Regions from separate parts of the Homo sapiens genome. Here region 1 is linked to region 2. A link is an interaction called in ENCODE POLR2A ChIA-PET data of the cell type or tissue named here. Cell type or tissue: CD4-positive, alpha-beta T cell. All regions are shown on one strand.

Region 1 (2,500 bases), 320 kb before region 2:
ATCAGAACTCTTGATCCCAGGCCTTGATAGAGATTTCTGCTTTTGGCTGCTTAAGCTTTGGCATATATCCAGGTTCTCTCTCCACATTTGGATCCTTTCTCCCTTTCAATGTTTGGCTAAGCTATGGTTTTTAATCTGGGGTGAGAAGCAGTATCTCATAAACAGCTCCCGCCAGTGACTGGGCCCATTCTGGTTCTTATCCATTGGATTGAGATGGAAGAGGAGCAATTGAAATAATAGACATGAATTCCCATCAATTGCCAGGTCCCTCGGCTTACTTCTAAATCTCTCTCAACTCTGCCGGCTTAATTCTAAATCTCTCTCAACTCTGCCTACTTCTCCACTGTCCCCACCTTAGTCCACATCACCATCTGTTCTCATTTGGGCTGCTGAAACCATATCCTGAAAGGTCTTTTCCATGACTGCTCTAACCTGCTTCAGCTAGAAAGGACTTTGAAAAATGTTCATCTGATGCTGTGTCTTCCTGCTTAACAACCTCCAATGGCTTCCCATTACTTTTTGTTTTTTTTGAGACGGAGTCTTGCTCTGTTGCCAGGCTGGAGTGCAGTGGGACGATCTCAGCTCACTGCAACCTCCGCTTCCCGGGTTCAAGAGATTCTCCTGCCTCAGCCTCCCGAGTAGCTGGGACTGCAGGCATGTGCCACCATGCCCGGCTAATTTTTTGTATTTTTAGTAGAGATGGGGTTTCACCGTGTTAGCCAGGATGGTCTCCATCTCTTGACCTCATGATCTGCCCACCAGGGCCTCCCAAAGTGCTGGGATCACAGGCATGAGACACCGTGCCCAGGCCTTTCTTTTGAGACAGAGTCTCCTTCTGTTGCCCAGCCTGGAGTGCAGTGGCATGATTTTGACTCACTGCAAACTTTGCCTCCCAGGTTAAAGCAATTCTCGTGCCTCAGCCTCCCAAGTAGCTGGGACTACAGGTGCAGCCTGGTTAATTTTTGTATTTTTAGTAGAGATGAGGTTTCACTATGTTGGCCAGGCTGGTCTCGAACTCCTGACCTCAGGTGATCTGCCCGCCTCGGCCTCCCAAAGTGCTGGGATTACAGGCGTGAGCTATGGTGTCTGGCCAGCTTCCCATTACTCTTAGGGTAAAGCCAGGAACCCTTAAAGTGGCTTACCAGACAATGCACAGCTGGACACCTGAGCATGGTTCCAACCTCATCTCCTGCCTCTATCCTTCCAGCTCTGTGCTGTCAGTCTTTTGAACTTGACATACTCCTTCTTACTTCTGTCTAGAAAATTCTTCCCCCCCTTCTTCACCAAATTAACTCTTCACCTCATTTGCATTCTTCAGATCTTAACTCAAATGTTACTTTTTCTGGAAATCCTTCTCTGAACCCATTCCCTCTCCAACTGCCAGGTGAGGGCAGTGTTTCCATTCTAAGCTCCCCTGACATTCTAAACTTTTGTCCATAGGAGTCACTTGTTTACTGTCAACCTCCTCAAGAACAGGGACCAGGTTTGTTTTGTTCACCACTGTCTTTTCTGGATTTAGCACAGTGCTAGGCAAATAATAGATTTCCAATAAATATTTGTTGAGTAAATGATTTATGACTATTATTTATGGTTAAGTATGAATTGAGAGCAATTTCAACAATTGAGAAGTACCTAGTTCATTAATATGCATCTTTTAAAAATAGTTTCTACATACAACATTGTGTTAAGCATCTTCTTGATGAAATGTAACATATAACTAAAAGCATAACAACTTGAAAGGGTTGTAGAGGTGTTATGTGATAAAAGCAGAATATAAAATTCTGTTTATTTGATGTTTACAAATTGTAAAACAATGTAATATTATTAAGATGATAAGAGATAAGGCTGAAAATATTATTGATCACCATAATATTGTTTATAAAGTATATAAAACTGAATGTTGTAGCCTGCCATTTTTTGTGTGTCAAACAATATATATTTAATAATGTGATAATTATATGATTTTGAAGTTTTTTTGTTTTTGTCTTTTGGTTTGTTTTTGTTTTTGAGACAGGGTCTCACCAGGCTGGAGTGCAGTGGAATGATTTTTGTTCACTGCAACCTCTGCCTCCTGGGTTCTAGTGATTCTCCTGCCTCAGCCTCCTGAGTAGCTGGGATTACAGGCACCTGCCATCATGCCTGGCTAATTTTTGTATTTTCAGTAGGGGTGAGGATTTCACTGTGTTAGCCAGGCTGGTCTTGAACTCCTGGCCTCAAGTGATATGCCTGCCTTGGCCTCCCAAAGTGTAAGGATTATAGGTGAGAGCCACGGTGCCTGGCCTGATTTTGAAGTTTTAAAAAAAGTTTTCCAGTAATCCCAACGGAGCCAGGTACTTTATAAAATTTTTCTTGATAACGTCCCTCAGGCTTTTTATTCTGTTATTGATTTATCTGCACTATCAATTTTTTATTAAACAAGCTTTGCTTTTGTGCCTTTTTTTTTTTTTTTGAGATGGAGTCTCACTCCCTTTTGCACAGGCTGGAGTGCAGTGGTGCAATC
Region 2 (2,500 bases):
GACTGAGTGAATGGCTAGAATGGTAAGAGTAAAAGAAAATCAAGCACCTGTGAGACATAAAAGTGGTATCAAAGAAGTCCAGAGACGCCGGACACAGTGGTACATACCTGTATTCCCGGCTACCTCGGAGGCTGAGGCAGGAGGATGGCTTAAGCCTAGGCGTTTGGAACTGTACTATTTTTATAACTTTTCTACAAGTCTAAATTGCTTCAAAATGAAAAGGTTTTAAAAACTCAGAGCTCCTTACAATTTTCAAGTTTGTTTTATTTTCTCCCATTGGTTAACATACACTGTCAATCTTGACATTTTGGGAAATCTGGAAAAAAATCTTTAGAAATAGGGGCAGGGAAGGACATAGATTTATTTATTGTCCAAAGACTGTTAGCATTGTGACATGTTTCATCTGGACTTTTTTTCCCCTAGAATTTTTTTTGGCAGAGTGGTAATTAAATAATAGTGGACTTTTTTTATACTTATTTTTACTGAATCTTTTTTTACATTTATTTTTACATTTATTATAGTAGTAATAGGAGACTTTTAAGATGTCACACCAAAGACATCTCTGTTCCCTTTTTTGCAATACCCCAAATGAAAAATAAGAAATGAGACACCTAAACCTCAGCCCTCATTATGTGGGAAGAAGAGCTAAGGCTGCCTCATGCAGTGGAGGTCGAGGACACCAGGAGGGAAAACCTGCCACTACAGATGTTGGGCACAGTCAGCAGAACACGGGGTTGTCTGTATTGGGTGGTTTGTAGACCCTGGGCAGAAAATTCAATGACTACTTGTTTGGAACAACCAGACTGAAGGGCAGAGGGGGCTTGGAGTTTCCTTACCCTTGTGTTAATCGCAGGATTGGCAAAGGACACATCATCTTTGAAATCAGAAAAACATCTGTGAGTGACAAGCAGCCCTGACTAATATCTAGTCTGTGAAAAGAGGAAATCCGTACCAATCATCAAAACAGTTATAAAACCCTGTACCCTATGCAACTTTTCTGTGAATCAGGGAGGCTTTGGCACCCCCAAGCCCTGCCCTGACCCTGTTCCCATGCTATATCCTGCAAGCAGCTCCATCAAGGAAACAAGGATCCACCCTGGGAAAAGAGCCCTCTGGATACATGTGACAGGGAGTCCAGGATGACAGCTGAGGGTGGGCCCAGAGAGCCCCCAGTCAGGATCCAAGGGCAGAAGGCTCGGGGGACCTTCTCCTGAGGATACAAAGTTGATGGTAGACTTCATGTACTTGATTAACCAAAAAAAAAAAGTTATGAAACAAAGAAAAAGTAAGATGATATGAATCCTGAGGAAAGCAGAAAGTTGTATGAGAAATGAAATGCACCCATAGTACATCACCTAGCACAACTGTGACTAGAGAGGCTCATAACAAGGTGAACATCGAATATTGTTCTAACCGAAAACAGTGATAAAATCATCTTGGCAGGATGTGGGGAGAGCAAAATAGGGAGGGAGTATAATTGAGCTAAATCTTCCGGAAATAGATAATATCTAGTTAAACCTCAAAATGGCACCATTTAGAGCTAAGTACCAAAAGAAACATCAAAGTGATGGCCCCTAGGAACAAGATGGGGGCAGGAGCAGGAGACTGCTGGTGTTATACTAAGCCCTGTCAAACTATTTCACTTCCAATATTATGTGCATGTACCACTTGATTTTTAAAACTTATAAAAATCTGAGAACTATCTGGAAAGTAGTGGACAATGTATCTCTTCTTACACAGCTTTTTTCCCCCATATAATTGGAGGAAAAACCCCCCGCAGATTATCTGATAGAATCAGCATTTCATAGACCCATATTCATGCCACTCCTGTGGATCTGAAACACAAGATCTATAGTCCACATAATAATAATCCTATCCTGACCTTTTCTTTGCATCTTCTAAGTTTTGAACTCTGGGGTCTGGCACTTGCTCTCTCCAAAATAACTAGTGAAACTTCAGTGCTTAGCTCTGAAAATTACATATCTGGTGGGGAAAACAACCAACTCAGCAAGATAAGTAGATAATGTCTCTCCGACCCTTTATAGCTGCAGAAAAGTAGGTATGATTTCGCTTCTTGAAATTGTCTTTCCAAATGTTATGTCTAGCAAAGGAAAACTGTATAAAACATCTAGACTTCAGAGAATATTATTGTGTCCTATGAAAGTAATCACTAACTGCTACCAAGTCTGTCATCCTGAAGGCTTGTTTAACTCTAAGTTGTGCTGTTCTGATGACATTGAAATGAATGCTTTTTCCTGGAAGGGATATACGCGTAAGAATTTATTTTGTCGAGCCAGAAGAGAGAGGAAGAGCTCTTTCCTGTTTTCCCACATGCACAGAGATTATAAAACCTATGCTTCTGTTCAATTGTTAAGAGTTTAGGAGTTTGTGATCCATTGAAATGAAGATTTCTTACCTGGACACTGCTTCCTTGTCTTGGAGCTGACCATCCCCTCTGGCCTGGCAGCAGGAATTTTCACCCCATCCCTAGATATTATGA

The links. Peaks named below come from ENCODE experiments on the same cell type or tissue, not always from the same donor. Only the 100,000 strongest peaks of a DNase experiment are listed, where the experiment ranks them.
Region 1: POLR2A ChIA-PET joins it to region 2 with 11 read pairs; 7 of 35 experiments call an interaction of 5 or more read pairs at or near these places.

Annotation. Positions count from the first base shown.
Region 1 is chr17:35,532,391-35,534,890 of GRCh38, reverse strand. The region is part of intron 1 of SLFN12L (schlafen family member 12 like); the gene reads left to right. Among named protein-coding and RNA genes, the nearest start is that of SLFN12L, 4.0 kb to the left of the region's middle. In CD4-positive, alpha-beta T cell, CTCF peaks have their summits at 1,205 and 1,408 (motif pointing right); a DNase peak (open chromatin) is centred at 1,400; H3K4me3 peaks cover 2,500 bases; H3K27ac peaks cover 1,268 bases.
Region 2 is chr17:35,213,373-35,215,872 of GRCh38, reverse strand. No RefSeq gene overlaps it. Among named protein-coding and RNA genes, the nearest start is that of SLC35G3, 20 kb to the right of the region's middle. In CD4-positive, alpha-beta T cell, no CTCF peak of the experiment used is centred here; DNase peaks (open chromatin) are centred at 922 and 1,512; H3K4me3 peaks cover 2,026 bases; H3K27ac peaks cover 2,273 bases.